2 separate regions of the Mus musculus genome follow, and region 1 is linked to region 2. The links are chromatin loops, found by intact Hi-C in ENCODE. Cell type or tissue: left cerebral cortex. All regions are shown on one strand. Links, peaks and the distances in the headings refer to the core of each region. The heading gives the core; the rest is flanking DNA.

Region 1 (15,130 bases), core at 4,233-9,232, 140 kb after region 2:
ACACACACACACACACACACACACACACACACAGAGAGAGAGAGAGAGAGAGAGAGAGAGAGAGAGAGAGAGAGAGAGAGAGAGGCTTCTATTTTAATATGCCTTAAACAGCTCAATGGCTAAGCCACTCCCAAACCTCCACATGGTTAACACCTCCCTTCCAATATTCTTGAGTTATTACTTACTAAGATCTATAGTCCGTTGTTGTTGCCCTAGACCCAGTGGGTGTGTGTGTGGGTGTGTGTGTGTGTGTGTGTGTGTGTGTGTGTGGCTTGCTGGAAGTGCTCTATCCTGGCTCTTACACGTTGGCTCTCTCTCTTGTCTGCACTTCTCAGGCCGGGTCTTTTTCATCCCCTCCCCCACAGCGGTGGTTCTAAATCCTTCTTGCTCAAGAATCCTTTTTTTTTTTAATTAATTTATTTATTTTATGTATGTGAGTACACTGTAGCTGTCTTCAGACACACCAGAAGAGGGCATCAGAGCCCATTACAGATGGTTGTGAGCCACCGTGTGCTTGATGGAAATTGAACTCAGGACCTCTGAAAAAGCAGTCAGTGTTCTTAACCACTGAGCCTTCTCTCCAAAATCCTAAAGTCCCCCTCTATCTCCCTGCCCAGCCATTGTCCACCAGCAACTGTATTTACCAATCAAAGCCAACTGAGGGCAGGGACCCTCAACATCTTTCATGTGGATTCTTGTGCAATTTTGGGAACCCAATTAATATAATACAAGCATTAAACCAAATCCACAAGGGTGAATGCTTTGAAAACTCTAGGAGAACCAATGGTCTTCAGTCTACACTCAAATCCCAATGATACTGGTTATAACATTGCCAAAGGAGTGCTGCGTAACAGATGAACTTTCTAGCAAGAGAGAAGGCAAGCAGGCCAACAGAGAAGTTCCTGTTCCTGTCCTTTTATCTGGGCTGCCACCAGAGGCTGCTGCCCATATTTAGGGTGGGTCATTCCCCTTAAAATAACCCAATCAAATCTCAGTTTGTATCCTAGTTAATTCTAGATCCAATCAAGTTGACAACCAAGATTAGCCACCACAAATATTTTCTACAGTTTGAATCTTTGGATCTAATGGAGAGTTTCTTTTGATTTTTGAATGTTTTCAAAATTCCATCTTGCCTTAAGTTTTGGAAAACATATTTGTTGGGTAGATATTTCTAGCATATTAGTTTTCCAGGACTTAAGATGTGCTTCCTCGGTTTCTTAGCATTCAGTTTCCAGTGAGAAATCTGCTATCACCTAGGTTTGTTTTTCTAATGTGCCGTGTTTCTTTTTCTCTGGTTGTGTTTTAAGATTTTTCTCTTTATTGATGATTTTAAGTAATTTGATTTTGATACCATTGGGTCTAGATTTCTTTGTTTCTTGTGTATTGATACATTCCTATATGCAGGTTTATATTTTATAATCAAATTTTAAAATATTTGAATGCTTAACTTTAAGACTTTATAATACCTCCTTTGTCATGTCTCCTGCCTTCAGATTCCAATTACACGCACATTTGGCCCCTTGGCATTGTTGCACAGGTCGCCAGTACTCCTAATTGTTAAGAGTTTGTCTTAGTTAATTTTCTATTGCTGTGAGAAAGCATCATGACCAAGGCAGCATGTTTTTTTTAAAGGGGGTATTTCACGTTTCAGTGGTTTAGTGTCCACAGTGGCAAAGCAAAAGCATGGCATCAGGGGCAGCCGAGAGCTAACATCTTCATCCACAAGAAGTAGACAGAGAGAGAAAGGCATTCTGGGATGATGTTGGGTTTTAAAACCTCAAAAAAGCCCATCTCTAGTGATCTACATTCTTCAACAAGGCCACACATCTTAATCCTTCCCAAGCAGTTCCACCAACTCGGAACCAAGTATTCAAACATAGGTGTCTATGGAGGCCATTCTCGTTTATTCAAACACTGTGTGTGTGTGTGTGTGTGTGTGTGTGTGTGTGTGTGTGTGTATTTGTAGATAAATAGCAACTTGCAAAAATCAGTTCTATCCTTCTACCATATGGGTTCCAGGGATTGAATGTATCATCAGGCTTAGCAGCAAATGCCCTTATCCAGTAAGCCATCTTGCTAACCCTGTCCCTCTTAAAATTTCTTTTTGTGTCCACGTCTCTACTATCTTATTGAAATAAGACACACCTAAATTTTGTTTCCTAAATCTATTCCCGATATTGATTCTAGCCCAGGCTCTGTTCCTAATAGAATATGCAACCTTGGACAAGTTACCATCTTTCTCGAGTCTCCTTTTGTGATAGGAGAATTTAGTGTTATACAAGCTCCCATTATGAAAATACCAGACTGGGCAGGTTCATGCTCATGTGTCTTCTTATATCTTTCAGGTTGCAAAGTCCAGGGCCGATGTGTGGCTAGATTGGTCTCTCCTGAGACTGGTCTCCTTGGCTTGCAGCAGATCTTCTCTCTGGGTCCTCCCCTGGCTTTTTCTCTGTGTATATAGCCTGTGCCTCTTCCTTATAAGGATAACAGTCCTGGGGGTTACTAACCTGCATTCCCTGTTAACACCAGCTATCTCTTTAAAGGTCCTAGCTTTATATGTTTCAGCTAATAATGGGGTTTATGGGTTTATATGAATGTGTAGGGAATTCAACCCCCAAATAGAAAGGTATTTGCCCTAAATCAGTTGTTCTCAACTAACCAAGTCACCTGGCACTGTGGTAGGCTGTCACTGGACCTTACCTCAGAGTTTCAAAAATTCAGCTCTAGTTTGGAGCTTGAGGTTTCGTGGTTTTGATGAATTATTGCTTAGTGTTTAGGCTGTGAGACCATATCTTATAAATCACACGCATCTAATTACTCACGCAGTAACTGTGAGTTGAAGGAGGACAAATGTAAAAAATAAGCCTCTTAGTAATGAGGGACACAGGGCCTGAACTGGGCATCTTCTGTAACCAGATAAGGCCTCAAGTGGAGGGACTGGGGCACCAAACCAGCCACAAAACCTTCCATCCACAGATCATCCTGCCTACAAAGTGTGCTATGACTGGAGCCTAGAAGAATTGTCATCAGAGAGACCAGAGAGACTTCATCCAGCAACTGATGGGAGCAGAGGTAGAGTCCCACAGCCAAACATTAGGCTGAGCTCAGGGAGTCCTGCGAGGGAGCTGGGGTGGGGTGGGGTGGGGGTGGGGGTGGGGGTGGGGGGTGGGGGTGGGGGTGGGGGGTGGGGTGGGGGTGGGGGTGGGGGTGGGGGGTGGGGAGAACCAGAGGAACCAAAGGGTCCAGGACACATAAGAATTCAGATTATAGAATCAACTCCTGGGAACTTGCAGAGATCAGAGAGCCTGTAGGGGTCGCCTAGGTTCTCTGCATATATTTTACGTCTGAGTAGCTTGGTGTTCTTGTGCAAATCCTGTCAGTGGAGCAGGGATTATTCCCACTCTTTTGCCTACCTGTAGGATGCTTTCCCTCCTAGTGGGTTGCCTTGTCTGGACTTGATGTAATGATATGTTCTTGGTGTTATTATAGCTTGTTACATCATGTTTGGTTGGTGACCCTTGGAGGCCTGCTCTTCTCTAAGTTGAAGGAAGAGGAACAGAGGAGGAACCAATGGAAGAAAGGAAGGAGGGAGGAAGGGAGAGAAGGAGGAAGGGAGGAAGAGGAGGAGGGAGTGGGAGGGAGAAAGGAAGGAAGGAAGGAAGGAAGGAAGGAAGGAAGACGGATAGAAGGGAGGGAAGGAAGGAGGGAGGAAAGGAGGAAGGGAAGGAGAGAAGGAGGGAGAGAGGGAAGGAAGGAAGGGAAAGAAGGAAGGAGGGAAGGAAGGAAGGAAGGAAGGAAGGAAGGAAGGAAGGAAGGAAGGAAGGAGCAAAGAAAGAGTGAGTGGTCGAGCTGGAGTAATGTTACATGTCCATGGCCCTTGGTCAAAGATGGCAGGTCTGAAGCAGGAGGATGTGTTGAGTTCAAGCTCTGTCCCCAAACTAAAGGAAGACCCTGTCTCAAAATAATCCATAGGAGAAAGTAGTAAGTCGTGGGGCAGGAATCCTTGATTCTGACTTTAAATAATTCCTCACCATTTATGCTGTTTGTCCTGAAACTTAACTTTTCAAAATCTGTTTTCACCAGACACTATATTCTTTTACACCCCCCACACCCATATGCTTTTGATTTAAAACACACACACACACACACACACACACACACACACACACACACACACTTTAAACTGTGTGACACAGTGTGCTACATAAAGAAATCATTTCTTTCAGACCTTTAATCCCCCCCGAGAGCGAAAGTAGTATTTGCTGAAATAAAAGTACACCTTAGCTGAAACATGATGCTAATCCTCTTAGTTTTAATGGTTTGGAAATGGTTGGAATAAGAAGGTAAACATTGTAGCTGGTTGATAGGGAAGGAAGTCAATTGTCCATGGAGCCAGCGCTGTGTGCCACACTGTACAAGGGAGCTTTATTTTGGTAAACCCCTAAACACAGTCTCTCTCCATCTCAATGTCCACACCTGAAAAGTGATCTACTTGCACTGTGCAGTTGCCAAGTGTTTGATTCCATTACCCCCAAAGCGAGCAGTGCCCATTTCAAATCGACGTCAAACAAATCCTGCTGATAACTGGTGTCATATCAGAGCCTTATCAGACTCTTTTTTTATTGAAAATAGTCAGATATAATGAGGTGCTTCACATTTAAAAGTCTTAAATCTTTGAAAGCTCTGGGCATAGATGGTTTTGATATTGGCTTATTAAACTTGCACCAGGAGAATGAGAGAGTGGGGGGTGAGTGGAGAGGCAAAGACAACTTGGCAGGGGCTGGGTGGGGCTTGGCTGAATGCATGCTGTAAGCCCATACTGGCCTGTTTTCATGAAGAGGGGGTGTTTGCTGATAGCTATTTTCGAAGACATCTCTCAGGAGGACTCTGAAAGGGAGAGGCTTTGAGCATCCTCTGACCAACTGTTTCTTAGGGATTGTCTTACCCTGTTACTTCAACCTTAGCCTTAGGAGCAACATGGTAATACTGGTTACTGGGAGCTCGCAATAACTCCACATGCACTGAAGTTGAGCAGAGGTGGAAGAGGACCTCTGAACTCTGACCTCTGATCCATAGGTACATGAGGAAATCCCTTCAGAATACAGAAACAGGGCCTTTGTGGGGAAAAGTACTGGGTCCAAGAAAACAGCCTCAATTCAGGTCATTTCCTGTTATTCTGTCATGTGCTTCCTGGGTCAGGAATGGTCAAGGCTCTGAAACAAATAGCTAGACTTAAAACAGACTAGTGACTCTCCCAATGTCATTCCTAACCAGATTTGTCACTGTCACTGAGGAATCAGACTCTACCATGACACCGCAGGGCACATAGAGATCTGTGTTGATGGGATCACGGATGCTGATGTGACTCAAGTCTTCAATGGTCTTCTGCTGAGGTCACACTGTGGACTTCTTCCATACATCAGAAGCATCTTTTCTTTCTTTCTTTTTTAATTTTAGCAGAAATAAGGATCCTTATCCATTGTTTTTATCCATCCCTTGAGAATTTCATACTTGTATGCAATGTATTTTGATCATGCCTGCCTCCTACTGTCCGTCCAACTCCTCCCAGACACTCCACCCATAACCCTCCCAACTTCATGTCTTGGTTTCACTGTCTACTGAGTGCAGTCAGTGCTGTCTATCTAGTGTCAGGATTTGTGAAGCTGGAAATGCGCCAAAGATGAAGCCTATGATGGATGTCAGGTACCAACCCGTGCTTCGGTTCCAGGCTTCCAAGCTGGCCTTGCCTATATGCAGGAGCATAGGATCAAACACTGATCATGGGTCATCTACGAGAGACCACTTTCCTGAAGAACATAATGCTGATGTCCTTTAATCCTTCCAATACCCTTGGGAGATGGGCAAAGGCATTAGCATATTCTCCATCTCACCTAAAGAGACACCGAGGCTTAGAAAGATTGACTTGTTCAAGGTCACATGCCTAGAGAGTGAGAGAGATGAGACTCAAGTTCCTGTATGCTGTCCTTACCACACATGACAACAATGGGCCCACTTGATGGCCACCCAGGGATGTTTTTGGTATTTGTTTGTTTGTTTGTTTGTTTATAGACACAATCTTGGGATGTAGCCTCAGATTTACAATGGCAATCCTCCTGACTCAGCCTCTTGAGCGCTAGAATCATTGGTTTGTGCTGCCCCACCTGCTTACCAAAGTATATTTTTAGGGAGCCTCCAGATACCTGGACTAGTTCCCTGGTGCTCAATGGTCTCCCCAGATTGTCTTCACTTAAAAAAAAGTCCCCCTAGCATGCAGGTTCTGGGAGACATGGGGCCTATATCTACAATTCCACGGGGGATTTTCCTTCTAGGCAGTAAGAGGGCCAAGGAGACCATTTCCCTACCTGATCAATAACCCTGTTATTGACTTGGAGCTCCCGAAGGACAGCTTTATAACTTTATCGAGCCCTGTATGTGGGGGCAATTATAGGGATAATGGGAACCATCGACAAATGGAGGCTCTGCATGCAAATTAACATCTGCTCCAAGCTAGAGAAGAGCCATGCTCGAGTGTCAGGATTTGTGAAGCTGGAAATGCCCCAAAGATGAAGCCTATGATTGATGAGGGGTACCAACCTGTGCTTCAGTTCCAGCCTTCCAAGCTGGCCTTGCCTTTAGCATGCAAATGACATGTGACCTTGACTCTCCACTTTTTCATGCCTCTCTGTGAGGATTGCTTACTGTTCATGGCAATTGCTCTCTTTGTGAGTCTTCTTGGATTAAGACATAGCCCTGCCCCATCCCCTGGAGGACAGATACCCATCACAAAGTCACCTGACCCTCTTTCATGGCAGGCAAGCAATGGGAAGGGCACTGGAACCAGGCAGGACTCCAGGCAGGACTGGGTTCCACTAACCTATGTGGCTCCAGGTATGTTTCTTCAGCTCTTTGAGCACTGCTGTCCTCCCAGAAAATGGGGCTACAGTTCTCTCTGTATTGGAATCTAATGCTCAGATGCTAATAATTAGAGAATTTTTGTGAAGATAGATGGGGCAGCATCTTTGAGTTTTCAAAAGGTTCACAAGGGCCAGGAGAGATGGCTCAGTTGGTAAGTGCTGACCATGAAAGTATGAGGACCCAAGTTCAATTCTCCAGAGCCCATGTGAAAACAAACAAACAAACAGACAGACAGACAAACACCAGCATTGAAAAAACAAACCAACCCAGCATCTATAATCCAGTGTTGGGGAGACAGAGACAGTAGGATCCCTGGGACCTGCTGCCCAGCCAATCCAGCTGAATCCATTAGCTTCAGTAACAGACCCTGTCTCAAAAACTCTGGCAAAGAATGATTGAGGAAATTATCTGATGTTCACCTATGGTCTTCAATGTACACATGCATACATGTGAGCTTACACACATGTGTACACGCATGAACATGTGTGCACAAGTGTACATACATACACACAAGCTTATAAATATCATGGTATAGTTCTGTGTGGCAACCCTCCAGCTCTTGTGTGCAATTATCATCCTAGCATCAAAGAACAGAATGAATACCCCATCATCATTAATCACCAGTTATTAAATGTACTGTATCTTTTCTGCAAGGGACAAACACTGTGTGAAATAAAGCTGGGCCAAGCTTAGGGGAGGCTTCACTGAGAAGTGATATTTGATTGGAGGCTATGCAGAAGTAAAGGAGCCAAAGGGAGAGGGCAAGACACAAGGTGTAGCCAGGACAAAGGCTCTATGGTGGACATGAGTGTGGTAGGTTCAAGGAACACAAGGAAGTCTAGGGTCTGTGTAGCCATTCCAAAAAGATCTAATATATTTGATGAGAGCATGGGAGTCACACTCTTCAGCTATTATTGAGATGATGAACTCCTAAGAACTGGAATTCCCCAGGAATCTCATGTTGGGACAGCCAAGACCATGACTGAGTGGGGCCATACTTGACTGAAAATGCTCAGCTATGCATGCCTCTTGCCCTCTATTTTAACCTAAACCACATGTCAGGACCTCAAAAATAGGCTTGTTGAGGGGTGTGTGTGTGTGTGTGTGTGTGTGTGTGTGTGTGCTCACCTCTTCATTTATTTTCAATGTAGTTACATTTCATGGGTCCATGAGGATGGGTAGTTGAACCTTGCTTGCTATGGCTGCAGGGGCCCAGGCTTTGACCCTCACATCTCAAGACCATCTGAGTGACAGAGGAAGAGGAATGCCTACATATCCACATGTCAATTATCCCCCACATTCACCACCATATTTTTCCTTGGGGTGGGGGTGGGGGGGGTGGATCGAGGACCAGCAGGTGGCCATGAACCAGACATCCTAATTAAACTGTGAATGGACAAAGACCAGGACAGCCACAGGAGCTCAAGGAGTTTAGGGGTGTCTCTTGTGACCCCCAAAAGGAGATACCCTCTTGCAGGAAGAAGCAGCTGAGCCAGGTGGATCAGTTTCAGTGAGCGCTGATGACCAAAGCCTCCAGGCAACCGGCCATCTTGAGGGACCCTGGGCTGGGGGTTGGGAGGGCCTCTGTCAGTGTGAGGCAGAGATGAGGGGTGGCAAAGAGATCGTCTCCAGAGCTGTATAGGAGACAGTTTGAGTCGTGCCCCTGGGGAGGAGTTTCTGAGCATATTATCATCCTTCCCTGCATAACCAGCAGAATGGAAGTCATCCATGAGTCTCTGGCTATTCCCACATTCTGCGCCAGATCCTGCTGTGCAGTCCACGGGCCTGTGGGTATGTCTCCTGAAGCTGTACGACACCCCCCGTCGAGATCCCAACTGAGGGCGTTTCTAGGTGTACACAGGTGGCCCCTGAAGACTAGCTCTCCCAAGCTTCCCCTTTGATCTCACTGGCCCTGCAGACCCTTTGGGATCTGGCTGAATCGGTGCTCCCTAACTTCACCCCTTCCCTCCAGCACCACGCTTGCTGGGTATGACTTTGCAGCATGTCACCAATCTGGCTGGTCTTATGACCATCGGCGTCACATAGCCCAAGTCAAGCATGATGGGAGAGCCAGCCTGAGCTAAGGAGGACTTTCCCAGTTCTCTTTGCTTCTTCTGTCCATGGCTTGTGGCACAGCAGCCTTAGAGAAACCAGTCTAGGCCCATCGGCAGCCAGCAACTAACTCCTGCCATGATCAAAGTCAGCATAGCCAGGAAGATCTGAAAAGCCTCAGCCTGGACACACGAGGTACAAATATGAAGTGATTGACATCTCAAACTTCTGAGGTTTTAGGATATCTGTCACACAGCAAGAGCTAACATATACTTTTTAGCCTACCCAGTCCCCCACCTAACACTTAATGTGGGATGGGAAATTGTGGGGTTTGATATGGGCAACCATTTCCATAGCAAAGCCTTCTTCAATATCCTATATTGTTACAGTTCGAATGTGTCTATAGGCTTGTGTGTTTGAACATTCGCCATGATCCAGTGCTACACAGTGAACATAGGCTTTGCCCATCCTTATGGTGGGGTTCCTATGTGCTCATTTGCTCTGATCCTCACAACCATACCCGAGGCTGGTATCAGTTGTCCATGTCTGACAAATGAATGAAACTAGAATACTAAGAAGTTAATTAATTTGTCTGAGGTAATATAGCCCCCCACCCCCAATGTCAATATCAGGATCTAGCTCTGTTCCTGTCTGAGCAGAGGGGATATGGCCATAAAAGATGCACAGAGCACAGAGAACAACAGTACCAACCCTCAGCCTCTAGTGGGCTTCCTCCTGGCTTTGGGACTTAGGAAACAGGCAGAGAGGGACACAGCATGAGATAGCCTCCTTACCATTCAAATCAGCATCTATTTAAGGTAAAGTATGACAAAATGATTCGAGCTGATGTAGTGATACGTTTCTGTACTCCTAGAGCTCAGAATCAGACAGAAGAATCTTGCATTCAAGGATAGCCTGGGCTGCGTAGCTCACCCGTGTGTGTGTGTGTGTGTGTGTGTGTGTGTGTGTGTGTGTGTGTGTGTGCGCGCGCGCGCGCGTGTGTGTGCATGTGTGCACGAGCGCATGTGCATGTATGCATATGTACATATCTATAGTCCCTTGAAGGCCAAGCCCTCCTGCCTCCCAGCCTCTGCTCACGATGAGCCAATGCTGCTCTTCAGGGTGGCTGTGGCTCCTCTTCCCTCCCAGGGAGCCTGATTCACAGTCTTGGCATGAACGAGAGTGGTTCCCCTTGAGTGACTCTGAGCTACAGCGAGGCCGCGCTTACGTCTGGTTAACCTAATGTACACAATAAAAATTTTTATTAAAACGGGAAGAAGCGGCAGAAGAGATGGTAGTTGTCCATGGAAGGGCATTATTTTTTATTGGAATTAGAATCCCTTTATTTAAAAAATACATAAACCCTCAATTTTCTTTCCATCGCTTGGTTTAGCAGCTGGTGGGAGCCTTCCGAGGGTTGTTGAATCCCGGCGAGGGAGCAGCTCTAGATTTGCTGGCTTCTCCTGACTGAATGGGCAGGAAAATTCACGATACAGCCTCACCACACTGTGAGCACTTGGGGCCTCAGGTCTGTACCCCAAACCTGAGCCTAAGAATTTGTTCAGACCCTGCTGCCTGCCTTATTATCCTTAGATGGGTAAACTGACAAGACATCCCAATTTTTCTTTTTGTTTTTGAGGTAGGTTTGTCTATAATTCAGTGCCATCTTCCTGTCTCTCAACACCTGAGGGCTGGGATATGAATCTTGTTTTAGACAGTAGGCATATTCCTAGGGTTTATATGGAGATAAAGATTGCTGTGTTCTGTAGAGAAGCCATAGTCCCATGTGTCAGTATGTCCTGCCAGGCGTGCCAAATGTGAGGTATCTGACAATGTTGTGCCTGGAAGAGCTGAAGAAGTCTTTCGGAAGCATCTTGTGGTCTGTTCACCAGAGGCTTGCTCGGGTCATCTCATTCCATCCTCCTTGCAGCAGCCCTCTGTGGCAAGCTCAATTCTAGCTTTGGCTTCATAGGAGCAGGATAGGAGATTCAATGATACAAAGTAGCTACAAGCCAGCCAGTCAACATTGCTTGAATGCGCCGGGGTCAGACAGCACTCTGGATACAAGAGTGCTACAGGGATGAAACGGACAAGCCCGACTTACAGCCTCTGAGCTCGGGATGGTAGTCAGAACAAGGGTCTGCAGGACTTCAGGGTGTGAAGTGGACCCGCTGCAGTGAACCTCGGCCCAAGACCAAGGCAAAGATCTCAAATCAAATCACCACTGCACACAGGCATTTTCAGCATGCATCAACCTTTTGCCCTCCTCTGGCTGCTTTGATCAGGTTTCTCAAGGGAGCCTGTAGTTGCTAATGTTTGTTGACTGCCAGCTTCCAGCCAAGTGGAGACTGCTTTCCTCTCGGGGGCTGGGTTTGCACAGCCCAGCTCCCTGAGACATTTGCTACTTTGCAGGGGTCAGAGAGGCTATGATGCCTTTCTGGGGGTGCTCGGTGATCAGGCAAGTGTGGAACTGCGGTTTGGATTAGAACCAGAGCGGATTAGCTAGCTACATTTCATGGGCTTCGCTCTGTTCTTGATCCCCTGATTCTTAAATGAACTATTTGAACTGTTCTGAAACAAACAAACAAACAAACACAACTTTTTTCTTCCTACCGCATGGAGTCCAAGCCCTCGTGATGAGGCCACCATCTTCGCCTGCTTGTGGCTTAGCTGCCTTGGTGGATTGTTCTGGCCTAGTGTCTACCAATAACCACCGATCACCCACCAACTGTCTGGTGCTGCCCATTCCCAGGGCTGGGCTCAGAGACAGAGAGCTTTGCAGAAAAGTACCAGAGAATTGCCAGTGTCCTGAGGAGTGGAGGAGGATGAGAGGAAGGGGAGAGCGGTGGGAACTGGAGCTTACAAGGAGGCAGGAGGTGACCTGCAGCTTGCACTGACTTCAGGTGTAAACTGTATGCCTTGGGCCTGTGGAATCTTGAAACACGGGGGAGAAGTGATCAAGGTCCATAGAGACACAGATGACAAGTCTTATTCTTCAAGGGACTTCATGGCTGAAAAGCTTTGAAGGCCTGGAGCAGCCAGTGATGACCAGCTTATTGGGGAAAATATAAACTGCTGAGAATATTTCAGTTTCCCCATGGTCCTTTGAGACACTATACCCGGTGCACCTGAACATGATGAGACCCACCCCCACCCCAGGGAAGCTGCCTGGTACCCAGTGCTGGGGAATGTCCTCCCCTGCAATGCAACAGTCCCCAAGGAGCTGGGAGCAGAGTCCCAGTGCCCATTCACTTGGGGACAAGCAGGAGTTAAGTTTCCTAGGTTCACTCAGAGCGCCATTATCCAGGGGTAGTGGGCGTAGCACAAGGCCTGCAAACACCTGTGCAGGTGTTTGCTCTGCACTTGACTCTCCCCAACTGGGCGGTGTCTCAGGTATCCCGGAGGCCCAGACCTGCCCAGGGATTGAGCACTGGAATGCCTCTTGAGGGACCTAGTGCTCAGGCTTGGCAGGGACACCCCTGCTCATTGTTCCCCTTCATCCCCATCCCAGAGACCACTGTACCACCATCTTCTGGGACGCTCCACAGTGAGGCACCTTCTGCCACATGCTCCCCAGTGGGCGCTCACAGGGGTGGAAGGAGGGCGAGTGTAGCTTCATCCCTGGCAAATCTCTCATTGTGCTTCTGTTAGATCTCTGGCATGGATGGATGGATGATCCAAAGGGCACAGGAGGGTTCCAGTTGTGTCACAGAGTACATATCTTTCCACAGGACCAAACTATGACCTAAAACTCCACCACCCTCAGCCCAACATAGCAGTCTCTCATCACCTGCCTCAGTTTCTCTGAATGCCATCTGTTTTCCACTCAAGTCATAAAAGAGTTGGACAAATGAGAAAACAGAAAAACAAACAAACAAACAACAACAAAAAAAAATCAATTTTAACTGCCAGTGTGGTCTTCTTGTGTAGTTTTTTTTTTTTTTTTTTTTTTTTTTTTGGACAAATAAGGGAGATTGCAAAAGAGCAAATGGCCTCTTACCCCAGGCCCTGATGGGGTCTGGAGCAGCACTGGACCCACCCATCAGGGAATTGACTGTTATACAACATGCTGGCCGTGAGAAAATGGCCAGGCTCTAGGTTAGGGACTCCTGTGTACTGTTGTCCTCAAATTCCATTTTAAAAAAACCTAGCCAATGTCCTTTAAAGATGCTGCCTGCATTTTAAAACACCAGAGCCATCAATTCTTGCCTCACAGTGTTAGTACTGCAGGAAGATAAGCCTTTCCTTGTCTTGCTCCATAGTTCTCCTCTGACATAAGGACCAGCTAGCGCAAAGCCAGGTGACACTTATGGCTATAGCCTCCCTTCTGAAAAATCACACAGTTTTTATAAGTGCAGCTGTGCTGCTCAGACTGGACATGACTCTCGCTGACCAGAGGAACAGTCTTGCTTGGTCTCCACTGACCAGCCCAGGAAGCTGAAAGAAGCCCTAGCTAAGAGGCTGGGTATCCCCACCACCACCTTACTCCCTGTTGGGAGCCATTTTGCTGGAATGGCTCCCAACATTTTCCTCTCCAGACTTCATTGGCTGACCTAGGCCCCGAACTCCTGTTTGAACTCTGCTCCTTGGGAGTGGGATAACCCCACACGTTGCTTTGTTCATATTTTGCCACCAGGCCTCACTGGTGGTTGATGTGTGTGAATCCAAGGGTAAAGGCCCTTAGAGATGCCTGAGAAGAGAAGAAGGATCCTAAGGTTTGTCGTTTGCATGCGTGGAAGGGAATAGAAGCCTCTGCAGCCTCTGGTAGACAATATCCCAAGAGGAACAGTGAGGAGGCCCTGGGACCCCACTGGGTGGCTCCACAGGCCTGGGTGGGAGAAACTCCTGTCCAGTGAGCACACAGTACCTTGGGCTGGCTGTCAGAAAACCACTCAGCAAATGAATGCCAGAACTTACTGTTGGGAAACACAGGCTCCAGACTTGGCCCCGTGCTTCTTAACCAGGGTAAAGGAGTCACTTTGGTGAAGACCCAGGCAAGGCCCAGAGCTTGATCCTACCAAGGAATGTTCTTACTCTCTGTTACAGTGAATACCAGAAGGGGATGTGGCAATTTCACGCATTCCAAGTCGAACTCTAGCCTGCTGGTCTCAGCCACAAGGCCCAACTGGACAGGGTTAAGAGAATGAGCCAGGGACCCTGAGCTGGCCTTTAGGTGTCAGGACCTCAGACAGAGCCAAAAGCAAGCTGGGAAGTGTCACCTGCCAGAGCTTCTTAGGGTGACAGGATCCTGACTTTCTTCACTGAGTCTCCCCTCACCAGGGGTCACCAGTGATCTATTCAGACCTACAATCTGTTTCGCTTACTTCACTTTTGTTCAGGCAATGTCTGTTTTCAGCAGACAACCACCCAGGGCTAGGCACTGCTGGTAACACAGAAACCAAACAGGGACCCACCATGCCCTGCTTGGCAAAAGTGCAGAGGGGTGAGAGAGTATATGTCTTCAGTGGGGAGAGGCTGCCCCCTGGTGGTTTGAAGCTGTACTGCATATGACGCAGCCTGGAGGGCAGGCAAGAGCTTTTTTGCATCAGCTTACACTGTTTTCTTTCAGAGCCCACCAGACACATAATTTAGCAACATCCATTTTGGCACTATGTACACCAGTAAAACCAGCAAACACAACCTGGAGTGCCAGATCTTAAATATCCACCGGCACACCACCCAGGGACCAGCCAAGCCTGAGAGCAGAGAGTTCTCGATAAGCAATATTCTCTCATTGAGCCCCAGTTCACATGTCCGTGAGAAAAGGAATTCGTCATTACAAGAAAAACTGTGACACACCTAGGGTGTTGGAAACAGGAAAACCTGGCCAAGATAAAGCCCCCACCTTTTGTGGGGTTTGTGTTCCAGTGGGAGACAAAAATAAATGAGAAAATTCAAATACGTTCTGTCTAATACAATCCAGGTGAAAGGTGAGCAGAGCTGTTTGAATATGAAGTGGGGCATATGGAGAGAGGGTAACTGCGAGCCGTGCTAGGTGAGCCCTGGAGGGGATTTGTTCTAAAGTCAAAAGTGCTCCAGTTAGAAGGAACAGTAAGGGTGTACTGGCAGGTGCCAGAGACTCCTCGCCTGGAAGTCAGCTATCTCAAGTGCTGTCGTTGGACCAGCAGAGAGGGAGCAAGTCACAGAGGAGACTGGAGGGACT
Region 2 (15,130 bases), core at 5,149-10,148:
TGGAGGCAGGGGAATCAATAATAGTTCAAGGTCATTCTCTCTTAGCTCTAGGCCAACCTAGGCTTCATAGACCACCCCCCCCCCCCATCTCAAACACAGAACTGAAAGATGAATCAGCACGGCCAGAGAGATTCATCTCTAAATAGACTTGCTGCCCGCAGTGTTCACAGGTCTGGAGAGAGGGAAGGAGTGAAGCTTTCTATTGATGGCTCTGAGGATCTGATGCTTTAGCACACAAAACAGCGACCAAGTCACAAACTGTTCTGTTCCGCTGAGAAATGGCTTGTTACTTGGCTCCCAATTAGAAAGTTCATGAACCTGGAAGGCTGGGCACTCAGAGGTGGGAGGGAGGGAGGGAGGGAGGGAGGGAGAGGAGGGCTTGTGACTCAGCGGCTCCCCAGGGCTCTCCTGAAGGCGGGAGAGGCTGGCTTAGTGGGAGCTAATGCCATCCATTTGGAGTTCTAGAGGTTTTGAAAATGTTTGCTGTTTGTGTCTCTGTTGGCTGCAGCACTTGCTGGGCCACGTGGCTTTTGGGGGAGCTGCTGAGCCTGGTGAGAGACGGAAACTGCAGAAGCAGATGTCTGGGTGTGGCAGGCAGCTTTCTGTCACTGTAACAAAGAAGTGGGGGTGATTCAGGCTCATGCTTGTGGCAGCCTTAGTGAGTGACCCATTGACCTCATTACTTTCCTCCTGGTCTGGAAGCAAGAGAGACGTGGGTCCCACAGTCCCTTTCTTAGGACATGTTCCAGTGGCAGGAAGCCCTTCTTTCAGGCCTATGAATTGTACCGTCGTCTGGGGACCCAACCTGTAACACGTGAGCCTTTGAGAGATAGTCAAGATACAATCCACAACATCAAGTGTTGTTCCTGCTACTTCCTCATCTGGTCACTTGTCAAAGACCTCACTGAGCAGCCATAGCCCATTGATTCTAGGCTCACATGTCCTCTGGACTCTTGCCAGACAGAGCCATCCCACTCTTTGAACCTCTCCTAATGGATGGGCTATAAGCTGAAGCCATTCAGTTTTCAGATTTTTGGTTACCAGCTGGCCATTGTACTCTGTTTTAAAAAAAGATTTATTTTTATTTATGTGTATATGTGTGTGTGTCTCTTTGTGAGTGTATATCATGGGAGTGTGCGTGCCCATAGATGGAAAAGGAAGGCATCAGATTCCCTGGATCTGGAGTTACAGTTGGTTGTGAAGTGTCTGATGTGGGTGCTAGGAACTGAGCTTTTCCCTTGGAAGAACAGCAAACACTCTTAACTGCTGTGTGTTTCATCCTTAAAGTGTTCCCAAGTCAAGTGCAGAAGCCACTTCTCTGGGTCTCTGTTGCCTGGAAGGCTTGGGCCTGTGCTCTGCTCTGCTCTTTCTTAGATGTCAGTTTCATGCAGAGGGCTTCCTGTGTACCAGCCCTCCCCATCCTTCACTTTGTCCTAATGACTTTCCATGGCACCTGGGTACCAAATACCCACCTCCCTACATGTTTCTTGCCTGCCATTCCCCTAGCACAATAAGCACTCAAGACAGACTTTCTGTCTGGCCTCTTCACAGTTGAATTCCTAACACTGTAGAGGGTGCAGTACATATTTAGTGAAGATCCAGCTCATGAACAGGCCTCTGGGAAATCTGTGATGTCAGAGACCCTGGTGTCACCATTGTAATACTCCCACCTAACTCTCCTCTATTGTATCTACCATCTACATGCTATGAAGTGAGGACTTTGGGGTTTGGTGCTTTCTCATTTTCTTCCAACTTGTCTCTTCTAGAGATTGCTCTGGGCCCAGCACATTCAGCCATGGAGACTGCAGAAGGACTTTATAAAAGGACTAGAAAACTATAACCCATACTCTAAAGCAAAAGGAAGAGTGTGTCAAAACACCACCAGCATGGCCAATCCAGGGTGGTCAGTGTGCTTCTCAGTCCATCTGTTTTATCCACATAGGAAATATTGGGTGCCCACCATAGGTGAGGCAAGTGATGGTCCTGGGACACAGAATGAATAGGAATGCAGAGGTTTACCCTTCCATAAAGCAGACTCAGATGAGAGACAACTAAACACAATGTCACAAAGGAAGACCTAGGGAACTTGGTGGCAACGGGTCACTTGGTGGGTAGTGGCGGAATCTAGTAAAGCTTCCCAAATGGAGTGAAACATGAACTGGAATTTGAAGGTTGTGGTGGAGAAGAGGCAAGACTTGTCCCAGGTAGAGAAAACTGAAAGTGGGGTCCTGAGGTAGGAGGGACCTTGATGCAACCAAGGATCAAGTCAAGGACAGCAGTTTCTTCTTTCCACCATCTTGCTCTTGATAGAAACAACTGCTTCTTGCTGGAATGAAGTTGTCAGGGTGAGCTTGCCTTCCCTCAAACTCCCTGGACTAGTTTTTACTTACACCTTTGGACATCCTTGGCCTCTCTACACCCTTTATGCCTGGTAAGACCTGTCTGGGGAGGGGATGACGATGTCCTCTCTGAACCTTGGTTCCTTTTCAGTCTCTATTTTCAAGAAACACCACATTCCTGTCACCCTCAGAAATCTCTCTAGTAGCTTCTCAGTTTGACTTCTTGAGGAATCTTCTGGATAAACAGTACCAGAGGCAGGCATGTGGCACTGGGCTCCTCCTGTCAGTGACCAGCAAGGCTTCAGTCTGGCTAGGAGTAGCAGAAGTAGTATTGGATGTTGTCCCTGTCACCTGAAGTCTCTGGTTCACAGTGTAAGATTCCATTTTGGGGAAGGCTGTTTATCTATATAGGATAAGTAAACTACCAAGACATCTTGAGGCCCAGAGTCCATTTCCTTCCAAGAATAATGAGAAAGCCAGAGTGAGTAAGTTATATTCTCCCACTTACAGAAGTCAGGCTCCACTTTCCCATAGGATGTCTTTGCCTTTCTCACAGAGGTTGTGGCTCCTTAGACCCCAGATTCCAAATAGCCAAGGCAAAGAAAATCTTAGGTCACAGCACACTAGTACTTGGAATATAGTGCTTTTGTTTGATGGACCTGACTCCCCCCCCCCCCCCACACTTTTAAACTAGCTGTTCTGTCGCAGCATGGACAAAATTCCCAAACCTCAGGAAGATCAATAACTGAGTGTTGAATCATCATCCACAGTGACACGGACAACTTTGGTGATTTTCAGGGTCCTGTGCTGTGTCATTGAATGGATAATTTGATCATAAATCTTCCCGTCCCTCAACAAAAACATTCACCAATGGAGATGTCTAAAGAATGAGTCCTGTGCTTAGACTAATGACTGATCAATGGGTTGGGCTATTTAATCTACATTACATCATAGTGAACTTAGGGATGCCACTCATAGCTCAACAACAGAATCCTTTCCTTGACCTGATTTGTGCAAATTTAAGACATTTGCTATCTGGCTTGAAACAGAGTCAAATAATTAGAGAACAGTCTTCAGGGCTGAATGTTTTCTACTTGGAGCCATCTGAGGGGCTTTTGATTGTATGTCCTGGTGACCTTCTCTCCCCCACTTTCTGGTAACAGCACATCGTTCCATCTAGGATCCTTTATCATGCTGTCAGAATGGGGTTCAAGTCTCAGGGTGCTGTACCTCCTGGCCCCACAGGCAAGTATATGACAGAAGCCTTACTCAGCCCTAGTCACACTGATGAATCCTAGCCCCGAACCTACAAGTCTAGATACTCCTGGGTCCAACCCATAATCACGTAAGTATGGACTTACTCATCTTGGGACTACAAGATCCTTGCTTCCCCTCTGGGGGAAGAATTACCAGTAGGAGAGACAGAGAATCCAGAACAGGTAGTAAAAACCGAGGAGTGTTGTCAGGTGGGCATGCGTCAATTGGATGGATGGAAAGAGGTCTGTTGGAGAAGCAGAGATAGAGGTGAAGAAATGCACACAGAGAAGCTGAGAAAGTTCCTTCATTCTCAACTTGTACTCCAACACAGCTGGACTGCAGATCCACCCAAGTGTGAACACTTCACCTCATCTTATTATGGTCTATCCCAGAATTCCTTATGGCCCAACAAGTTCTCTTTATTCCTAAAGTAGTTCCTGGAAGTTTGTGATCAATCCAGATCAAAGAGGTCACGCCTATCACATTGAGAGCGCTTTCTATAAAACATAAGCCGGTTAGTTGAGCAACCTCACAAGGTGTCTTCAGTTGGGACAAACATGCTGCTTCCAAGATTCTAAAACATCAGTGTGGAAAGTACCTAACCATCATCTAGCCAGCCAAAACACAGGTTCTCCTCAGTCACTTATTGATGAAAGCCTTTAAGTTTTACCAACACTCCACAGTAGTGATATGACTCACCAGCACTACACAGTAGTGATGCAGCTCTCCAGTGTTATACAGTAGTGATGTAGCTCAGCAACACCATACAATAGCGATGAAACTCTCCCCTGTGCTCAGTAGTAGTGCATTGCAGCTCACCAGTGCTGCCCAACAAGGATACAGCTTACCACCCCCAAGAGTAGAGATGCAGCTTACCAGTGTTACACAATAGTGACACAGCTCAGGAATACTGTACGCTGGTGATGTGGTTCATGTCACTGCATAGTGGCTGGCATTCAGGACCACCAAAGTCACATAGACACAGTTTGATCTAGAAACGGGCCCATCCTGTGTTCTTCCATCACATCTCCATCTTACTTTTGCCAACGTGTGGAAAGAGGGGTCTCGTCGGCAAGGTGTCTCTGAACAAAGCACTCGTATCTCTCTGGCAATGACAGAAAAAACATTAGCCAGGACACATAGACAGTCGTGGGAGTTTTGTCTTGATTAACAAAAGAATGTTAGAATTAGATGTTATCTAATTCTGATAAGTATCATAATGGTCCCCAGGAGAGGAGGGCCTAAGTGACTTATGGCCGTTCTTATGATACCCAGTTGACCAAATGTCTTCCACTGTGATGAGTGTTCATCTGGAAGATTATTACCACAGCCATTAGAAATACCTCCTCACTTTAGAAATGCTAAATAAATCACACTGCTGGATGAGAACAAATTTCAAGGTTAATCTGTGTTAATTCTTGTTAATTTTGCCTCTTATTCCTGCTGTTGGTGGTGGTGTTTGGTGTAATGGAAGAGGTTATGATGGAGTAGAGAACCAGTTTTGGCTTTTGTTTTCTTGCAGGTGAGAAGTGGCCGGGTCTCCTTGACTTGGGTGTGGTTGGGTTCACATTGGGAAAACTTCAAATATTCGAAGTCTAGTGTTTCTCTCTCTTACGTTGTAAGTCAGTGTTTTTTACTGTAACACGGAATGCATGCATATGCACGTATGCAGCTCAGCGAGGCGATCCTGTTTGAATATCTCTTTAGGACTTCTTGCTAGAGGGGTCAGAATGATCACTGTAAATGAAAAGGTCCCAGTTGAGTGGCCCCAGGAGAGCAGGGCCATTGCTTTAAGAGTAAGTCTGATTTGGTTGACTTGAAGGCCTGTCACAAAGGATAGCCAAGACAAGGATAACCACTGGGGTTACCTGGAAACCCATAGTCTTCCACAGAGCGTGGACAACTTATGGCTGGTCAGGCACATCTTAGATGAAAGGTCTATCTGAAGCAGTTAGCCAGCCACAATGGGATCATAACCACCAATGCCTGAGGGCACCTTCCACGTGGCTGAAGCTGTACTGAGCACTTGAAGTTTCCACGATTTGAACCGGAAGTACACCAAATCAAGGAGGTCCAGGTTCAAAAGTCACCTCTGCTGCTTCCACCGACATGGCCTTAGTCTCTCTGACGATGGGGTGGCAGTGGTGGAATCTTCTGAGGATGACATGTGTACACTGAAACCATCCTTTACATCGTAGCTGACACAGAACACAGCCCTCTGCACGCACCCACGGGGCTGAATTTCATTTCCAGCGAGGGTCAGGGCCCCATCTTGGAAGCCTGGCCTTAAGGCTTGAGTCTGGTACCAACATGTAGCCTACATGTAGACTAATGTGTAGTGCTGTGACACCAAGCAGTCTTGCAACAAAACCCATAGAGGTGGGTTTTGTTTACAAGGCTCCAAGCCAAACCTGTTTAATGGCCAGCACCCCTCCAGGGACATGTGGCCCTTGCTGGCATAAGAGGGTCTAGGTAAGATCATCCGCATCTCTACTCCCAATATTTCTTTCTCCCTACTTGGAAACCTTCCAGAAGACAATCTGGAGAGTGCCCGTGTCTTACCACTGTGTAGAGAACACCGTGTTCCCCTGAAGTGGTCTCTGTCTCTAGGCAGGCACAAAGCCTTTGAGGCTGGGAGTGGGTGGGCAATTATCTAGATAATTGAGACAAAAGTGGACTTTTCCCCTCTTTCCTTTTTGAATTTTTAAAAAATCCTGAATAATGCAATCCCCAGGGCTGCTCTTTCTGCTCTTAGATAAAGGACCACCAGGACCCCATCTAAACATCCCTTTGTTAACCAAGGGCCCAAAGGGTGTCTTATTAGGGCAATACACCGAGAGGCAGCGTATCATAGAGGCTGTTGTCCCCCTGCCAGCATTAAATAGTTCTAGTAGCTGCTTGATGGGGGAAAGCAATTACGATGCGTTTTTCATTCAATCACCTGAATCAATTAGTTGCTTCACTCACATAGGAGCAACAAAACCCAAATCCCAAAGCCTTCTTGTTAAACAGCAAGCACGCCAGATAGACTGCTTTTAAATCCAACATTTACATGAAATTATCTTCTTATATAATTAACAGTTACCAGTTAATAAACATGCCTCCAATAAAAGAGTAGCCCTATAAATGAACGAAACAAAACGGCATCATTTAGCACGAGTGAGGCACCGGGGTGGGCAGGCTCCGCTGGGATGAGAGCCTTGCAGGAGATGTCTCCAGAAGGCTGGCTGCTCTCAGCGCTCACATCTGATCATTGGGAATAAGAGAGGGAGAGATAGGGAGCAAGAGTGGGGAGACGGGGCAGGGGGAGAAGAAGCTTGCCATTTGAGATTCTTTGTAGTTAAAGAATATGTTGTCCTGAGAGAAGGGTGCTCCCCTGGGAAAAAATGATTCATTTATTAGTAAATATTTTATTCTCCCCAATAGCAAAAGGTTGAGGACTAGGTAGTTGGAGGGCCTTCCTCTACACATTCCTCTGATGGGCTTGGTCCTGCATGCCCAGGAATAGTTGTAGCTTTTAAATGGGAACGGGCCTTCGTCCTTCTTTCTTTTCAGACATACACATAAAAAGAGCCTGCTCTGTGTGAGATTTTACCCAAGGGGATTCTATAACACGGGAGGCAAGCGTTTCCACCCGCACTGTGTGATGTTTATCCCTTTATCAGTACGGCTCAACCACCCTTCTTTTCGGCGGTAATGGGAAAAAAGATGTAAGAAAATGAAAAACCTTTCATAAAGAAAGTCTCTTTCCTAATAAAGGGGGACTCTCAGACCAAAATGAAATCGAGGTTGTGGACCCCCTAAACTTGGCTATTTTGAAGCAGCGATTTCTCTGCTGCTAACAGAACCTGACAGAACATTCTGTCTCCTTGGTGGGGAAATGGTTGTACATTAGGTTGGGTGAACTGTAGTTATTTCTCCATAGATGTTAGTAATTCCAGTGTGTTCATGGTGGGAGGGGTTCTGAGAGACTGACCATCTGGTCATAGGATGTCCTGTGGGAAGTAAAAACATCAGCTGACACTAGCAACTCTGTCCTCTCTTGTGATATCACAGGGACACAGTGACTTCCAGGCGGCTTCACCTGAAGGATAGACCCCTGAGCTCCAAGCTTAGAAGCAGGCCTATCTTTCCATTACTGCTTGGGAAGACTTGGACGTGAGGAAGTGATGCCTTCGAGCGAATCTTTCCCTTTGCTGAAACCAAACAGCAACAGAACCGCTCCAAGCCTCCACTCCTGGGGAGGGGGGAGGCCGCCTGGAACTCTTTCACAGAGCTCTGAACACTTGAGATGGAAGTCTCCAGCCCCCACTCCTGGGGAGGTGTGGGGGGAGCTGCCTGGAACTCTGCACAGAGCCCTGAACACCTGAGATGGAAGTCTCTTCTTTCATAGTGTGATCAAACAAGATAATGCGAGGCAAAGTGCTGCTGAGAACCATCCTGGGCGCTACAATGTAAGATAATTAGCGTCATCATTTTCTATTTGCGACGTAAACCCAATTTGCTTTCCTGGTGCGTCCATAGGTGAGGGCAGCACAGGTGTGAGAATGGAAGCTCTCCCCGAGCTGCCAGTCCCTTTGTCTGGACCCAGCAGTGGGGGTGGGGGTAGGGTGGGGGATGGATGGTGGGGGTGGGAGGTGGGGGTGGCTCCTTCTTTTCTTTTTCAAGCCTTTCTGAAAATGTGCAAATGTTTCCTTTTGCTACTCCATCTTGGCACCTTCAGCTTTGCAGAGGAAGAACACATCCCTGTAATCTGTCCTGCTTGGGGAAACGAAGTCATTTTTATTGAGTGCTTACTAGGTGTTCAGTACAAGGGCAAGCTTTTTGTAACCAAGATCCTACAGCGTCCTCACAACAGACCCCAGGACAGCTTCTGTGACCAGTTCAGCTTTGCAGGCGAGGACCCAGGGACTCTGGAGCTGAAAGATCTTTTTCCCTATTTGCACGTAAGGGGTGCCATATCAGGGCTTGTTGCTTTAGTTTATTCTCTACTGCTATGATAAATGCTGTCTTGGTTACTTTTATAAGGAGACACTATGACCAAGGCGACTATTACACAGAAGAATTTAATTAGGGCTTGCTTACATTTCAGAGGGTTGGTCCTTGGCCGTTAATGGTAGGGAGCATGGTGGAAGCAGATAGTCTTTGCTCTGTAGCAGTCTCTGAGAGCTCACATCTGATCCATAGGAAGGAGGAAGAGAAGGAAAGACTGGGCCTGGTATGAGCTTTTGAAACTGCAAAGCCCACCCCCAGTGACACACCTCTCCCAGCAAGGCTCCACCTCTCCATCGAGACCACACCTCCTAATTCTTCACAAACAGATCTCCAACTGGGAAACAAACTTTCAAATATATGAGCCTACGGGGCCATTCTCATTCAAACCACCGAGTACACCATGATCTAAGCAACTTGGAGAGGAAAAGGTTTAATTTAGTTTATACTTTACAGTCCATCAAGGGGAGTCAGGGCAGGAGCTTCAGCAGGAACCTGGAGGCAGGAACTGAAGGAGAAGTTATGGAGGAGTGTTGCTTACTGGCCTTCTCCCATGGCTTGGCTCATCCTGCTTTCTTATATAACCCAAGACCACCTACTTACCCAGGAGTAGCATAACTCACAGTGGGCTGGGCCCACCCACAACAATCATTACTTTTAAAATGTCCCACAGGTTTTTCCATAGGCCAGTCTGATGAAAGCATTGTAAAATTGATGATAACCCAAGCTCCTGTCAAGTTGACAAAAAAAAACCTAACCAGCACACTGTGTCTTGTAGTACAATAATAGAGCACCAGGAAGAATGTCTGCATTTCAGTGTCGTTGCCTGAAAAAGGTGGCCTCCAAAAGATGTAACTATGCCTTAAGCCTCAGAACCTGCGATGGTGACTTTAAGGTAAGACCTTCCTAGTTTGAGTAAGAAGCCACAGCAAAAATTTCTTCTTTGAGCCTTCAGAGGGCACTCGGCCCAGCTGACACCTTGATTTGGGGCAGTTTGGCCTCCAGACCTGTGAGAGAATGACATTTTTGTTGTAAATTGGGGCTTATTCTTAAGCCTTTAAAAATATATTTAGTGTGTGCCCCCCACCCCCGCCTCTGTACCTGAGGCAAGTGTGCGTGGTACAGTGTGTCTGTAGAAATTAGAGGACAGTTCTGTGGAGCCTGTCCTCTCCTCCCATGCTGTGGTTTCCAGCGTGAAGAACCAGGATATCAAGATGGTGACAACTGCCTTTACCCACTGAGCCATCTTGGTAGCATCATGCTTCTTAAATTCTTTTTAATCATGGCCCTCTTTGCCCTGGAAATTTTCCTGTGACCAAGGGTACACAATATATAAAATATGCATGCAAATAAAACACTGACTGATAATAAACTATATAGAAATTTATTTTAAAACAGTTTCTGGTATGCAATAACTTTATCTGTTAAAGATGAAAGCAAACTTGCATACTAATGAGATGGGCACACAGACAGACAGATACATATACACCCACATGCGTAATATTTTGGCTGAATATTTGCTACTTCAGGATATAGAGCACCCTCAGTGGTTTTCAGAGTTTATCAATCTTTGGATTTTATGTCAGTGCCGAGAACACTGTTTTGCAAAAATATGTATATGAAATGGTGGTAGTGTATGTAGGGCCATTACAGAAATTGTTGAAAATTCTGCCCTAATCCCAAGTAAAGATTAATTTAATGCTTTTATTAAAAAATTAATAAAACTTAAGCCAGAAACTCAAGGAGCAGTTTTAAAAGTCGAACATCCCAATACTATACAACTTAAAGATGTATTAATGTGTTACTTGCACAGGAGGAATGTTGTTAGGAAGAGAGTGAAAGACTATTTTCTGTGCATAAACCACTAAAGATAAGAAAACTTGGTATTGATGGTAAAAACGCTGTAATTTGTTACCTCCAACAGTCTCAGATCTGAACCTGGGTGTTTGAACAGCATCCTCTGGTGTGTTGCATGTGGTAATGCCATGTGCTGTACAAAGTGTGTGTGTGTGTGTGTGTGTGTGTGTGTGTGTGTGTATGTGTGTGTTGTGTGTTCCCATTCAGGGCTGAAGTGAAGCCATGCCATGCACATGAGCAGGCTGTCAAAAACACCTCATTCATTTATGTGCTTGATTTTGAATTAATTTTTGGTAGGTCCATGTTTAAAAAGCCTTTACTGCTGTCAAGATATTTGTGACGCCCTCCAGATTTAGTATGTTCCCCCATATGTGGTTATTATTTACCACTTAAGAAGCTAGATTGGCTAGGAGTGGTGGCACATGACTTTAATAGCAACACTCAGGGAGGCAGGTGACTTTGAGTTTATGGCCAGCCTTGTTTACATAATGAAGTCCAGACAAGCCAGAGCTACACGTTAAGATGCTGTCCAAAACAAACAAACAAAAACCAGAAAGAAGAAAACTGAGGGTCAGAGAAGGTGAGTCTCTTGCCTGAGATCAGAGATGGTAAGGGCCTGGCTCACAATTACTCTGCCTAGTAACAATGGTGCCAAGACTCAAGCCCCAATCGTCTTGCTTCAAAATCTCCTCTCTACCTCAGATGTGGCCTCGTATCAGGAGTACTGTCCATGCCTTGGTTCAGCTCAGCTACTTTGACAACCGGCTCAGGTGACTTGAACTAAGTCACCATCAGTTGTGAGAACTGAAAACCTCAGAGATTTTCAGTTGTTTTTCACCCACCCAGAGACATTCCAGGTCAGGAGTCACCTCAGAGGCCGGAGTAGAATAATGTGAATTTATCTCTTAGCATTTATAGGTTGGGCATGGAGCAAGTGGCTACATGCCATCCTGGTCTACCACCCCTCAGCGGTCATGATGCTTGGGTAAATCCATGGGCCTCTCACTCTTAGAATCTTCACTGTCAAAACACACATTATACTGGTGTCCATGTTCCCAGTAGTCACAGGATGAAATGAGATCCCCATGCCAAGTGACAGTAGCCCAGGCTTGGCTCTTTATAGGAACCTGGCACCTGATACCTGTGAAGTTCAGTCTTGGCAATGCTGCCTCATTACTTGGGGGCGGGGGAAAGTTAGGTGTGCGATCTGCTGCAATTATTGTCACCTATACTGGGGCAGAGGGAAGGACACGCTGATTTATCTTTGAAAAGTCCTTTTTCTGTGCTGGCCAAATGCCTGACTCAAAATGGCACAGCACTCCGAGGGTGCGTATAAGTCTGATTTGTGGTAATAATCCTTCATGTGTGTGTAGCGTTTTTTCCTTTGCAAAGCACAGTTATATCTCTTGTTGCACTTTGTCCTCAAATAACCGTCTGGGGTTGGACAGATCTGGATATTGCCTCCCTTCCTACATGAGCAAATGGAGACAGAAAACAGGCAAAATGGGCCCCGGATAATGGGGAAAGAGAGAGACCACAGAAGGGTACGATGTGATCTTGCATCTCCCAACCCCAGTGGGCCTCATGCTGTCTGTGCAAGCTTGTTTCAGGAACTGGATTCATGTTGTACATCTGACTCACAGAGACCCAATCCCCAGAACTCAAGGTCCCCCAACTAGTAAGTGAGGTTTAAGATTCCAGTTCAAGCCAATGAGAACACTTTCTCCTCACTTTCCTTGGGAAGAAAGGACCATAAAATTGACATCAGCGTGTGCACCAGGAAGTAGCAGGACAGACAAGGGTTTGAATAGTTAGTTCCTGTTGTAACTGGGCTAGATGAAGCCTTTATCTTCATGACTGCCGCTATCATGGCTGGGCTGATGTCCGGGTGTCTGTTTAGCAGCTAACAGGTTTAGTTTTATTGTTTTGTCAAAATACTGCAGAAATCAATATATCTCCATAATTCAGTGTTATACCAAGAGGCATTTTTGTGCCATATATAGCAAAAATTGTATTATGCTTCTGAGATGGTAGGTAATGAAGACAGAGCGTTCTGTGTTCAATTCCAGCATTAACGTCTGGTTTGAACAAAGCTTGAAATATGATCTCTGAGCTAAGAGGCTTTAATATTAAGATCTTTAACTGTAATTTATGTGACAGAAGATAGGGTTTAGCATAATAAAATGTAATGGGCTCCTCAAATGAAGAGGACGAGAGACAATTGAAAACAAGGTAAAAATGCTAAATTATAAATAACGGTAAATGTACCTTTATGTTGTTACTTCATTTATTTTTGATTTGTTAGATAGGCTCTATAATTTCTCATTTTCCCATGTTTCAGAGCAGGACATTTCTTAAATGGTGCCTATTTGAAATGAGAGTCCTGCGCCACTGCTGGCCAGAAATTCCCTGTTCAAGGGCTGGTATGGTTTCACCCCTGACTTGTATCTGCGTCCTTGCGTGCTAAGGCTGAATCCTATGATTTTAGTGCTCTGTTCTCTCTTTTAAAAAGATTATTTTATTTTTAATTATGTGTCTGTCTGTCTGTCTGTCTGTCTGTCTGTCTGTGGGCTTATGCACATGTGTGCAGATGCCTGTGGAGGCCAGAAGATGGATCAGATCCCCTGAAACTGGAGTTCCAGATAGTTTGAGCAGTCTGATGTGGGTGCTAGAAACTACATGTGGGTCTTCTGTAGGAGCAATGAATAATTTTAACTGCTGAGCCGCCTGTACACCTATTATATACCCTGCCTGGCCCTTACTCTATTCTATTTGTCTTTTTATCTCTGTATTTGTGGTATCAATAATACATTAATCGTATTTATATATGTGTGTGGGATATGTATGTGTATGTGAGCTATGGGTATGTATGTGTGGGGGTAGACATGTGCTTGCTATGGCACAGAGGCTATCTTGTAAGAGTCTCTTCTCTCCTTTTACCACATAGAACCCAAGACTTGAACTCAGGTCATCAAGTTTGCCGGCAAGCACCCTCACCCACAGAGTTAGCTGGTCAGCCTATTTATATTTTTAAGATCAGTTCCAATCTATAAATGCTAAGGTATACATTCATATATAGATATAGACTAAATTCTTGAAAATTAACTCCAGGATAGAAATTAAGATGAAGCAAATTCATTACCTTGAGGGGTCCCCAGGTCTGTTGTTCCGTTGTTCCTTAGAATTTAGATTGGCTTTGAGCTCCCTAGTTGCAATAGGCAAATGTTTTCCCATGTTTTATTACTCTATTGCATAAATATGGTAGTTCTTGAACATAGAATTTTCTGGAATCTAACTTTGGGATTAACTTGTGAGAGCTGGAGTAGGACATTCTAATTTTAAAGTCTCATTTATGGTCTCAAAATGTATCCAACTTGAAATTTAGGGAAAAGATAGGAAGTGATGGTAGAGGATCAAGGAAGAGCCCCCTCTTTCCCTCCCTCTCCACACCCCCCATCTCCACTCTCCCCCCACCCTCCTCCTCTTCTCATTGGAACAATCCCAGTTCTTCTACCCTTCCCTCCTATGCTGAGCTCCACAGAGATGAGCCCAGTCCCTGTCAGTAGAAGCCTGGGAAGTCTGCATACTGGAGACGCCCTTCCTTACTTCAGGAAAGAGAGAGAGAGAGAGAGAGAGAGAGAGAGAGAGAGAGAGAGAGAGACAGAGACAGAGAGAGACAGAGAGAGACAGAGAGAGACAGAGAGAGACAGAGAGAGACAGAGAGAAACAGAGAGAGACAGAGAGAGACAGAGAGAGGGACAGAGAGAGAGAGAGAGGGACAGAGAGAGAGAACACTTCTCAGCTTTGAAATGTGACAAGTGTCTGTGAACATTTTCCTTTTTAACATTTTTTTTTGAAGATTTTATTTATTTTATGTCTGTGAGTACACGGCTGCTCTTTTCAGACACACCAGCAGAAGGCATCGAATCCCGTTACAGATGGTTGTGAATCATCATGTGGTTTCCGGGAATTGAACTCAAGACCTCTAGAAGAGCAATCAGTGCTCTTAACCACTGAGCCATCTCTCCAGCACCTGAACACTTTCTATACTTAGTTTTGAAGTGTTCTCTTTGGTCAATATGTGAATGTAGGGAGATTAATTAGTCCAGCCCTCCCTTCTCCTCCCTAGGGCCAAGTAGCATCTTACTGGCAGCAGAAAAATACCAATGTTTGCCCTGGACTGTGACTACCTTCCTGTAGTGCCACTATAGGACCTGTACACCTGCAGAGGGTGACTTCCATGACAGGTGCCTGCAGATGTTATCACTCCCACATCCACATCTCTCTCTTGGCTCCCAAGCAGTGGCTTTGAAATGAAGACCCTCAGAGAAGATGCAACAGTCTGCCACCAAATGCTGTCTCCTTAGCATGAACTATTTCAGTGCGGCTCTTTCTTCCAGGCTGGGTCTCCAGGTTTAGAAGACAGACCTGGTTACAGACACGAAGGCTTACAGGGCAGAGAGAAGGGCAGGCAAACAAACTGCTACTTGGCAGAAGTCTCCTTTTGACATCACCTATCCTGACCTCTGTAAACTTGGGGAGAAAGAGGACAGCTCTGCCAACCTCACCCACCTTCAGCTCCAAGGAGGGTGAGCTGGCCTTCATCTGCAGACCTGATAGTGGGGTACATGCACCTTTGTGCAGCTACCCTAGAGTTAAAGTCCAATGCCCACTTTTGCCTTTGG

Evidence for each region. A loop is a pair of places that touch in the nucleus more often than their neighbours do. Peaks named below come from ENCODE experiments on the same cell type or tissue, not always from the same donor. Only the 100,000 strongest peaks of a DNase experiment are listed, where the experiment ranks them.
Region 1: it touches region 2 in a loop (2.1-fold over the local background); 5 of 42 quality-filtered maps call a loop at or near these places.

The regions. Positions count from the first base shown.
Region 1 is chr7:131,868,003-131,883,132 of GRCm38, forward strand. No RefSeq gene overlaps it. Among named protein-coding and RNA genes, the nearest start is that of Gm34645, 48 kb to the left of the region's middle. In left cerebral cortex, for the core only: no CTCF peak of the experiment used is centred there; no DNase peak of the experiment used is centred there.
Region 2 is chr7:131,727,822-131,742,951 of GRCm38, forward strand. No RefSeq gene overlaps it. Among named protein-coding and RNA genes, the nearest start is that of Gm34645, 93 kb to the right of the region's middle. In left cerebral cortex, for the core only: no CTCF peak of the experiment used is centred there; no DNase peak of the experiment used is centred there.